3 separate regions of the Homo sapiens genome follow, and all the other regions are linked to region 2. The links are chromatin contacts, found by Hi-C or POLR2A ChIA-PET in ENCODE. All regions are on one chromosome and are shown on one strand. Each heading gives the region's core, a stretch centred on a gene start or an enhancer-like site at or near the end of the contact. The rest is flanking DNA. Distances are from core to core; before and after follow the strand shown. Region 1 overlaps FOXK1 (forkhead box K1). Region 2 overlaps AP5Z1 (adaptor related protein complex 5 subunit zeta 1). Region 3 holds the start of PAPOLB (poly(A) polymerase beta).

Evidence for each region. A loop is a pair of places that touch in the nucleus more often than their neighbours do. ChIA-PET counts read pairs that join two places held with the same protein, here RNA polymerase II (POLR2A). Pooled maps may share reads with other maps.
Region 1: a loop to region 2 is called in a pooled map, with 2.2 times the contacts of the local background. The contact joins two enhancer-like sites. A Hi-C loop is called at or near these places in 1 of 50 pooled maps. POLR2A ChIA-PET finds 5 or more read pairs at or near these places in 4 of 52 experiments (A549, WTC11, activated CD4-positive, alpha-beta T cell and 1 more).
Region 3: a pooled map shows a loop between it and region 2 (4-fold over the local background). The contact joins the promoter of PAPOLB here to the enhancer-like site in region 2. A Hi-C loop is called at or near these places in 4 of 168 maps with a recorded cell type or tissue (heart right ventricle, ovary and posterior vena cava) and 3 of 50 pooled maps. POLR2A ChIA-PET finds 5 or more read pairs at or near these places in 2 of 52 experiments (RWPE1 and activated T-cell).

The regions. Positions count from the first base shown.
Region 1 is chr7:4,711,394-4,714,950 of GRCh38, reverse strand. The region is part of intron 1 of FOXK1 (forkhead box K1); the gene reads right to left. Among named protein-coding and RNA genes, the nearest start is that of FOXK1, 31 kb to the right of the region's middle. RefSeq lists an enhancer at 3,151-3,557. Within about 2 kb of position 2,135, at least 11 of the 41 ENCODE cell types and tissues checked have a DNase peak (open chromatin) inside an H3K27ac peak, as active enhancers do.
Region 2 is chr7:4,791,427-4,795,108 of GRCh38, reverse strand. AP5Z1 (adaptor related protein complex 5 subunit zeta 1) reads right to left here. Exons shown (of 17, transcript NM_014855.3): 17 at 712-3,682. Among named protein-coding and RNA genes, the nearest start is that of MIR4656, 4.6 kb to the right of the region's middle. RefSeq lists enhancers at 1,507-2,181, 2,286-2,365 and a silencer at 2,756-2,875. Within about 2 kb of position 2,413, at least 10 of the 41 ENCODE cell types and tissues checked have a DNase peak (open chromatin) inside an H3K27ac peak, as active enhancers do; they include heart right ventricle and ovary, where a contact is called at or near this core.
Region 3 is chr7:4,860,458-4,863,929 of GRCh38, reverse strand. PAPOLB (poly(A) polymerase beta) reads left to right here and starts at 1,900. Exons shown (of 1, transcript NM_020144.5): 1 at 1,900-3,472. The coding sequence starts at 2,120. All of the region lies in intron 2 of RADIL (Rap associating with DIL domain), which reads left to right. RefSeq lists an enhancer at 2,045-2,657.

The sequences.
Region 1 (3,557 bases), core at 886-3,385, 80 kb after region 2:
TACACACAACTCCACGTGCACGCAGACTTCCCAAAAGCACACAAAAGCATGATGCTCATCGCAGCTCTCTGGAGAAATCGGACTCAGGTGGACAAAACATCTGGGTTTTATGCCCTTCCTTTGCAAGACGCTGGGAACTGATTCTCTAAGGAGGGAAACTGAGATGAGAGAGAGGAAAAAAAACCAAAACAAAATTTTTAACCGCATACCTTTTGAGTTTTGAACCGCGGGAATGTAACGCCTACTTAGAAAATACGTAAGCCAAAATCCTTAAGATGAGCCTTGAAAAAACAAAGCAAAGCAAGCACGCACTCCTACTTTGACACACAAAAGTAATGTCTTTAAACCTAAACTTTTCCTTTCAAAGTGAAAAGAGGGGCCAGGCTGGTGGCTCACGCCCGTAATCCCAACACTCTGGGAGGCGGAGGTGGGCGGATAGCTTGAGCTCAGGAGTTGGAGACCAGCTTGGGCAATGTGGCGAAACCCGGTCTCTACTAAACAAAAATTAGCCGGGCATGGGGGCACACGCCTGTAATCCCAGCTACTCGGGAGGCTGAGGCAAGAGAATCACTTGAACCCCAGAAGTGGAGGCTGCAGTGAGCTGAGATCGCGCCATTGCACTCCAGCCTGGGTGACACAGCGAGACTGTCTCAACAAACAAACAGACACACACAGTGAAAATAGGGTCAACATGAAAAGATGATCTCTGTTCTCTCCTTGTTCTGTCTTGTAAAGGTGACAAGATTTGGGAGTTACGGGCCAGTTTTCAGGGCTCAAAAATAGACAACTTTAAAAACCATCTTAAAGATGGGTAAGAAATCAAGAGGCTGGGCACAGTGGCTGACATCTGTAATCCCAGCACTCTGGGAAGCTGAGGTGGGTGGATCACCCGAGGTCAGGAGTTCAAGACCAGCCTGACCAACACAGTGAAACCTCGTCTCTACTAAATACAAAAAATTAGCCGGACGTGGTGGCGCATGCTTGTAATCCCAGCTACTTGGGAGGCTGAGGCAGGAGAAATCACGTGAACTCGGGAGGTGGAGGTTGCAGTGAGCCAAGACTACGCCACTGCACTCCAGCCTGGGCAACAAGAGCAAAACTCTGTCTCCAAAAAAAGAAAAGAAAAAAAGAAAAAAAGAAAAAACTCAAAAGAAAACACGGGGCTGGGTGCGGTGGCTCACGCCTGTAATCCCAACACTTTGAGCGGCCAAGGCGGGCAGATCACGAGGTCAGGAGTCGGAGACCAGCCTGACCAACACAGTGAAACCCTGTCTCTACTAACATTACAAAAATTAGCTGGGCGTGGTGGCACGTGCTTGTAATCCCAGCAACTCGGGAGGCTAAGGCAGGAGAATCACTTGCACCCAGGAGGGGGAGGTTGTGGTGAGCCGAGATCGCGCCACTGCACTCCAGCCTGGCGACAGAGCAAGACTCCGCCTCAAAAAAAAAACAAAAAAAAAAACACGGTGGTTATGCAAATTCTCTTGTTTAGGGAGCTGACCTCGCAGGGCTTTCCCGGCCCAGAAGCTGCAGTGGCTGCACCGTGGTCTAATTCTTTCTCTGCCTTCGTTTTTTCCGCGACACCAAGCCCAGTGAGCGGGAATCCCAGTGAGCGGGAATCTCAGTGAGCGGGAATCCCAGCCCGCCCCAACCCCAGAGCCTAGCTTGGGGCCTGGCACAGAGCACTGTTACGATCAGTACAGAAAAGAAATAATAATTTTCAACGACTTTAAAATTACACAATGGGCTGTGACCACAGCTATGAACTTTGTTGACTATTTCAAAATGTAAGTAACTAGCAAATTAATAGGGCAGGAAAAGAATTCTTTTTTCAAGCCACAAATGTACTTGGATTAAATGACCTGAACCAAAGTTATCTATGAGCTCCAGATGTGGAGTTATCGGCCTAAGGGGGCCAGGAAGAAGGCATGCCCCCTTTGCTGGCACTGGTCATTATCGCCCCTCTTTAATGTATTTTAAAAATGAAATCTCGTTTGGAGTTCTGCAGAAGTCACAGAGCTCTGAGCACGATTTAAAAATAAATGTCACCTCTTGTCAACTGGAAATAAACAGAACAGAGAGCAATGATTCATCCCCTACCACTCCATCCTCATCACGCCGCTGTGTGTCAATAAACCCTGCCCTGGCTGTTTGAGCAGTATTTAATCATAAACGGATTTGAACACACTCTGCAGCATAAACAGAACCAAGTATCTCCTATCTGAGAGGGCAACAGATGAGCGAGGTAAGAGGATCGGAAACCCTTGAGGTGTAAAATGAGAAGCCTGATCGCTGGTACACTTAAAGACAAACATGACCAGTCTTTTCGAGACTGCAATAATACACCCAGAATTCAGAGAGCGGTGGTTTGATTCTAACAACTCTCCGTGTTCCTTCTCAAATAAGCGCGCGGGGCAGGACAAATGGGTTCAGCTGCCTCTGAGAAGTGTTTATGCCTTGATGGTAAATAATCAGACTGAAACTAACACGTCTCCTTTCCCTTCTCAATTATGATGACGTAAGGCGAAAGGCGTCTGAATGCGGAGCCTTCACTCCAAGGAACGGTCAATCCTCAGTTGGGGTTCTTCAAGACCACCGGCAATCAATACCAATTTACAGCCCTTTTTACATTCCCTTTAAAGCAGCCGCATTTATGGAGACAGGAACCAAGTGCCGGAGTAAATCGTTTCCAAGTCCATTACTGCACCGAGGCGGGAGATGCTCTTGGTGAAGTCTGACACGTCGAACGTCTCACCCCAGGGAGGCGACCATCGGGGAAGGGAAACGATGCTTGGATTTCATCTCAACCCTACTCCCCATCTTATGGTATAAAGGCAAATAAGCTGTCACAATTAGATGATGGATAAAAAGTGAGAGACTGATAAAAAAAAAAAAGCACAGATGATCCACCTCTGAATATCAAAGAATCTGAACTTCCAGCTTCGGACTTGGTGGGCTCTGTGACCTGCCGCGTCCTCCCTCCTGCTCGGCGGCACCTGCCCTCTGCCCCTCCCCCGGAGTCCCTGCCCCATCTCAACCTTGAGTCATAGTCCATCAAGTTCTGCCTCAGCTCCAGGCCCAGCTCACAGGTCCCCCGCCTTGACACCGGCCGGCCGCAATCTTTTCTCTCTGACCTTGCGTTGCTTCTCTACGGTCCGTGGCATCTGCCCTGGAGGCACTACGTTGCCGACTTGTGGCTGAGCCCAGCCTGGTGGGTGACACAGAGCTGGCCTCCTGACAAGACACGGCAGCACCACTGCCCACCCCTTATGGGTGATGCAGATACGAGAGGGTATGACGCCCTTAGTAATTATTCTCACTACCGCCCATCCACACAATGCCGAGGAGTGGCACTCTTGAGACCCACTCTGATCTCCCCATCCAACTGCTCTAGGAGCTTCTGCCAGTTCTCCAGTGGCCATGGGATGGGGCACACCTCTTCACACTCTTCACTTGCCAAGACGTCTGAGGGCCACTGAGAAAGTCACATCTTCCTTAACTCCAGATCTCTCCCTCCTCAACATCCAGGAATCACTCCAGGGAGAGCTGGCGGCTGG
Region 2 (3,682 bases), core at 1,164-3,663:
CTGACGTTACCGTGGCATTTGGAAACTGTCACTGCGCTGGTGGGAGTGTCTTTTAGAATGCTAATGAATTATAATTAGCAACTAACGAGCAGCAAGGATGACTAGAGATCACTGTCGTTGCTGTCTTGGTTTTGGCCAGCTTCTCTACAGCATCCTATTTTATCAGGAGTGTCTTTGGGACCCGCATCTTGAACCTGTACCTTGTGCTGACCTCCTGTCTCATCCCGTGACTAAGAATGCCTGTCCTCCTGGGAATGCAGCCCCGCAGGTCTCAGCCTCGTTTTTACCCAGCCCCTATTTAAGACGCGGTTGCTGTGGCTCCCACGCCTCTGACCTGAGTCATGCAGTATGTGGCCTTGGGTCTGGATTCTTTTGTGTCCGGAATTGGTGGGTTCTTGGTCTCACTGACCTCAAGAATGAAGTCGCGGACCCTCGCGGTGAGTGTTACAGTTCTTAAAGGCTGCGTGTCCGCAGTTTGTTCTTTATGATGTTCGGATGTGTTCGGAGTTTCTTCCTTTTGGTGGGTTCGTGGTCTCGCTGGCTCAGGAGTGAAGCTGCAGACCTTCGCGGTGAGTGTTACAGCTCTTAAGGCGGCGCGTCTGGAGTTGTTCGTTCCTCCCAGTGGGTTCGTGGTCTTGCTGGCTTTAGGAGTGAAGCTGCAGATCTTTGCGATGAGTGTTATAGCTCATAAAGGCAGTGTGGACCCAAAGAGTGAGCAGCAGCAAGATTTATTGCAAAGAGCGAACAAACAAAGCATCCCGGTGTGGAAGGGGACCCGAGTGGGTTGTCACTGCTGGCTCGGGCAGCCTGCTTTTATTCTCATCTGGCCCCACCCACATCCTGCTGACTGGTAGAGCCGAGTGGTCTGTTTTGACAGGGTGCTGATTGGTGCGTTTACAATCCCTGAGCTAGACACAAAGGTTCTCCATGTCCCCACCAGATTAACTAGATACAGAGTGTTGACAAAAAGGTTTTCCAAGTCCCCACCAGAGTAGCTAGATACAGAGTGTCTATTGGTGCATTCACAAACCCTGAGCTAGACACAAGGTGCTGATTGGTGTGTTTACAAACCTTGAGCTAGATACAGAGTGCCAATTGGTTTATTTACAATCCCTTAGCTAGACATAAAGGTTCTCCAAGTCCCCACCAGACTCAGGAGCCCAGCTGGCTTTCACCCAGTGGATCCTGCACAGGGGCTGCAGGTAGAGCTGCCTGCCAGTCCCGTGCCCTGCTCCAAAGGCACTCCTCAGCCCTTGGGTGGTCGATGGGACTGGGTGCCCTGAGCAGGTGGCAACACTCGTTGGGGAGGCTCGGACTGCGCAGGAACCCACGGAGGGGAGGGGGGAGGCTCAGGCATGGCGGGCTGCAGGTCCCCAGCCCTGCCCCGCAGGAAGGCAGCTAAGGCCCAGTGAGAAATCGAGCACAGCAGCTGCTGGTCCAGGTGCTAAGCCCCTCACTGCCCAGGCTGGCGGGGCTAGCCGGCGGCTCCGAGTGCGGGGCCCACAGAGCCCACGCCCACCCGGAACTCGCGCTGGCCCGCAAGCACCGCGTGCAGCCCTGGTTCCCACCGCGCCTCTCCCTCCACACCTCCCCGCAAGCTGAGGGAGCCGGCTCCGGCCTTGGCCAGCCCTGAAAGGGGCTCCCACAGTGCAGTGGCGGGCTGAAGGGCTCCTCAAGTGCTGCCAAAGTGGGAGCCCAGGCAGAGGAGGCGCCAAGAGCGAGCGAGGGCTGTGAGGACTGCCAGCAGGCTGTCACTTCTCACTTTCACTTAGCATATAATGTTTCTAAGGTTTATCATCTTTTCTGTAAATCTGAAAAACTATTCTAAAATTTCAGTTTATTTAAAAAAAAAGTTGAGAGCTGGTGAGCTTTGCCCTTTTCCCAGCTGCCTCCTGGAGGCCACCTGAAGGTTGCTCCTCCCTGGGCTGGGGTCATGCCCTCCGAGGCCCTGTGGCCATGAGCTCCTCCTTGTCCCTTGGATGAGCGGGACGGCCCTTCAAGTCACACTCCCAGTCCTAAGCCGGGCGCTGCTGCACAGGCTGCGGACTTAGCACCAGCTGGCCTGGGCGGTGGCCCCACGAGTGCCTGGGAGCTGGGAGCCAGGACACCCCCGACGCCTTCAGGTCAGGGAAGCCCCGCCCCAGGGCAGGAGGGGAGCTGCGGACTCAGTGGGAGACTCATTCCGAGCCTAGGGGCAGCCCCACGCTCTCTGAGCTTCGGGATGAGCCCAGCAGCGCCCCCACACCCACTGCTGCAGGCGGGGTCGTGCACCGCACTGGGAAGTGATCCCGAGACCCGCGCACTGGCACGCACGCCTTGGTATGCACAGTTGTACACGTGCGCTGCTGTTTCCACGTGGAAACACAAACACAGTGCTGCCGACGGAAGCGCCTGCCAGCGCCAGCCTTTCCTGCGGCCCCGGCTCAGCGGCCCTGGGCTGTCATCGCAGGCCGCGGGGGACACCAGCCGTCCTGGAGCTCGGAACGCGACCCAAGGCCCAGGCTGTGGGGCAGGCGAGCGCTTCCTGGGCTGGAACCTGGCGGTGAGGACCCCGCGGTTCGGCTCGGGCATCTGGGGAGCTCCTGAGCCCGCACGGTGTCCCCTGCTCCGTTCCTTGCGCGTCACTCGCCCCCTCCATAGTCCTGAGGCTGGGCAAGGGGCAGGACCCTGCAGTCGCCTTCAGCCTGTGGTTTCTTAGTCGCAGAGCTATGGGGGATTGGGGGCGGGGCCGAGGCCGGAGGGGAGGTGGGCGGGGCCAGAGCAAAAGAGGAGACCGGGGGCGGAGCCAGAGTGGGGAGGGGGAAGAGTTTGAGCCTGGGGGCGGGGCGTGAGGCTCTCGGGGCGGCGGCGCCCCCTGGCGGCTGAGCCCGTCCCAGGCACCGGGCGGAACGTGCGACACAGCTGTGCCTTGGTAGTCCGGAGGGTGGGACCACAGGGCCCAGGAAGGTGGCGGGGCTGGGGCCGCACGCCCAGACACCTCCCCTTCGCGCGAATCCAGTGTTCTGAGCTCCACTCAGGTGGCTCCCTGGGGCCTTCCCTCCGAATGGCCAGAGGCCGCAGCCTGCATAGGCCATGGCGCTTGCAACCCTCCCCCGGTCCCCTTCATCTTCAGGCTATTCAAGGGCATCAAAAGGGGCATTGACAAGCGCACCACCCAGAGCGGTGACCACACCCGGGAACTCGCGCCGCTGCCTTCCGGGCTGTGCACAAATGACCTGGTTTCTGTAGCAGCAGTGGCACGCCGGGCTGAGCCTCCAGGACTGGCAGCAGCTGCCAGGGGTTCCCATCCCTGGTCCTCTCCCCAGGGTGCAGGGCAGGTAACGGAACTGATCGCGCACTCTTCATACAGACGCTTATTAAAGGAGATTTACTTTTACTGCAGCTCTTCTTGCCCATCAACTGTCCAAAAACAAAAGACTAGGAAACAGACCCAGCAGCCTCCACCCGACCCAGCCACAGGGCCTCAAGCCTCCAATCAGAGCCGCTCCATGGCACCCCTCAGCTCAGCTCAGTGTTGCCTGGGAGCAAAAGGCTCGGAGACAAAGCCCAGAGGGTGAGCAGGGGGGCCAGCCCCGCGTGTCTGTGAGGGTGCCAAGCCCACCGTGGGCCTTGCCTCCTCTCCCAGGACTCCCGCGCCCTCCTGAGCTCCTATCAGCCTGGCCTCAGTAGCAAGCTGGCTGCC
Region 3 (3,472 bases), core at 651-3,150, 69 kb before region 2:
CTCAGGATTGTAGCTGATTCTGAAACTAGAACCGCCCTAGAGGCATTGGCCAGTCTTGGAAACTGAGAAACTTAAGTTTAGCAGCTGTCCAAGAAGAGACAGAAAGCTCTTGGGACCTTAAAAGGTAGGGAGTTAGAATTGAGACCCCTCCAAATACAATTGGAATCCTCAAAGGGTGACACATTGAGTGAAAAAATGGAGTAAGAAGAATCTGCTACCTGGTGAAAGGAGATGGCAAAGGAAGTTCTCTCTCTTGACTTGGGTGGGAAAAACTAAAGACTGTTCCTTAAAAATGAAAACCACATGTCCTCTTACATGTATTTGGGGTTCAAAGTTGCACCATCTAGATGTTGTGGATAATCCCTGGATAAGAAATTACACTGACTGCAATTCTATAGTGTACAAGAACATCTACTGGAAACAAAGCAAATCCTCTTTGGAAGGACACAGCGTCTACACAGGCATTCCAAGCTTCACCAGAAATGAGCTCACAATCCAAAATTACAAGACCCAAGAGGTAATACCACTCTGAGTTCTTGGATAACAACAAACTATACAGTTTCTCAAGAGCATTCGGAATTAGAATAATTAGTTATAGAGTACTAAATAAGTATGTTTAACACGTTTAAAGAAATAAAAGGTAGGGGGAAAAACATGAAAGAACAGAATGCCATCTAAAAGGCAGAGAAGCTTGGAAAAGAACAAAATAGTGAAATATAAGTATTTAAGTGGATATTTCAATGATGCTTAAACAGCAGACTAAATACAACTGAAGAGAGGACTTGGAGGTAATCTGGCATCACCCAGAAAGACACACGGCTTAAGAGACATGGAGGACAGAGTGAGAAGGTTGACAACGTGTCTAGATGAAGAGAATCAGGAGACAAGTGGGAGAACATATTCCCAGGAAGTGCCCAAGAAGCTTCTGGAGATCATAAAAAGCATGACTTCTGATTCGGGAATCATAGTGTATCCTGGGTAAGATTATATTTTTTATTTTTTATTTTTATTTTTAATTTTATTTTTTTTTTTGAGACAGAGTTTCACTCTTGTTGCCCAGGCTGGAGTGCAATGGTGTGATCTTGGCTCACCGCAACCTCTGCCTCTCAGGTTCAAGCAATTCTCCTGCCTCAGCCTCCCGAGTAGCTGGGATTACAGGCATGCACCACCACGCCCGGCTAATTTTGTATTTTTAGTAGTGACGGGGTTTCTCCATGTTGAGGCTGGTCTCCAACTCCTGACCTCAGGTGATCTGCCCGCCTCGGCCTCCCATAGTGCTGGGATTACAGGCGTGAGCCACTGCGCCCAGCCTGGGTAAGATTATTAAAGAGAAATCTATGCCTGGACACACAGTGGTGGGATCACAGGGCACTAGGGACAGACACTTTTATAGCTGCCATAAGAAAAGACAGACGAGCAGTAGTTCACCTAGCTGCGGAATTCTCAACGGGAACCAGAGGACAGCAGTATCGCGCCCTTAAAGCATGGCCAGAACACAAATGTCGACCTCGAAATGCTGCCCCAGCTAAACCAATGTCCAGCAACGGCCCAAGAAACAAGACAGAAGCTGCTTTCCACCGCGGGTTCCCACCACGAAGGGGTCTTTGGACTTCCAAAGGGTGCACGCTAGGGTGAAGAGTGCTGAGGGTGCCCCCAAAAAGGATGCACATCTGCGATGTCAAGGGACTTGGAGAGCAAAGAATTAGATGGGTAAAGTTGGGCAAATATGTAAAATAGTGGCAATAAAGGGTTGAGTTTGGCCGGTCATCAACAACGTGAATCCTGCCCACCCCCATGTATAGCCCCCCGCGCAGCGGTAGGAGCCCCAGCCCAGAACGCTGTGGCTCCCGTGAGCCCTCGCGCTGGCGGCGGGTGCGCAGGCGCCCGCGCGTGTACGGTAGGTTCTGGAACGCAGCCGCTGAGGGGTCTGGCGCCATGTTGGGGCTGAGGGGAAGGAGGAGAAGCTCCTGAAGCGGCGGGCGCGCAGCGGGAGTGGGAGTGGGGTCGGACCAGGGCAGCTAGAAGCCCTGCCCTTCCGCCTCAGCGGATCATGACCCGGGCGGCGGCCGCGAAGGTCGCGGTGGTGGGGGACGTGCCCTGGCGGGGCGGGCGCTGAAAGATGATGCCGTTTCCGGTGACAACCCAGGGACCACCGCAGCCGGCGCCGCCGCCGAATCGCTACGGCGTCTCCTCGCCTATCAGTCTAGCGGTCCCCAAGGAGACGGACTGCCTCCTCACCCAGAGGCTAATAGAAACCCTCAGGCCCTTCGGGGTCTTCGAAGAGGAAGAGGAACTGCAGCGCAGGATTTTAGTTTTGGAAAAATTAAATAATCTGGTAAAGGAATGGATACGCGAAATCAGTGAAAGCAAGAGTCTTCCCCAGTCTGTAATTGAAAACGTTGGAGGAAAGATTTTTACGTTTGGCTCTTACAGATTAGGAGTACATACGAAAGGCGCAGATATTGACGCCTTGTGCGTTGCACCAAGTCATGTGGATCGAAGCGACTTTTTCACCTCATTCTATGCTAAACTGAAACTACAGGAGGAAGTGAAAGATTTAAGGGCTGTCGAGGAGGCATTTGTGCCAGTTATCAAACTGTGTTTTGATGGGATAGAGATTGATATTTTATTTGCAAGATTAGCACTACAGACTATTCCAGAAGATTTGGACTTAAGAGATGACAGTCTACTTAAAAATTTAGACATTAGATGCATAAGAAGCCTTAATGGTTGCCGGGTAACCGATGAAATTTTACATCTAGTGCCAAACATTGACAACTTCAGGCTGACTCTGAGAGCCATCAAACTGTGGGCCAAGTGCCACAATATCTATTCCAATATATTAGGTTTCCTCGGAGGTGTTTCCTGGGCCATGCTAGTAGCAAGAACTTGTCAGCTTTATCCAAATGCAGTAGCGTCAACTCTTGTACGGAAATTCTTCTTGGTATTTTCAGAATGGGAATGGCCAAACCCAGTGTTACTGAAGGAGCCTGAAGAACGGAATCTTAATTTGCCTGTATGGGACCCAAGAGTAAATCCCAGTGATAGGTACCATCTTATGCCTATCATCACACCAGCATACCCACAGCAGAACTCCACATACAACGTGTCTATTTCAACCAGGATGGTCATGATTGAGGAGTTTAAACAGGGGCTTGCTATCACACACGAGATTTTGCTAAGTAAGGCAGAGTGGTCCAAACTCTTTGAAGCTCCAAGCTTCTTTCAAAAGTACAAGCATTATATTGTACTTCTGGCAAGTGCATCAACAGAAAAACAACATTTAGAATGGGTGGGCTTGGTGGAATCAAAGATCCGAATCCTGGTTGGGAGCTTGGAGAAGAATGAATTTATTACACTGGCACATGTGAATCCACAGTCATTTCCAGCACCCAAAGAAAATCCTGATATGGAAGAATTTCGTACAATGTGGGTGATTGGGTTAGGGCTAAAAAAGCCAGATAATTCTGAA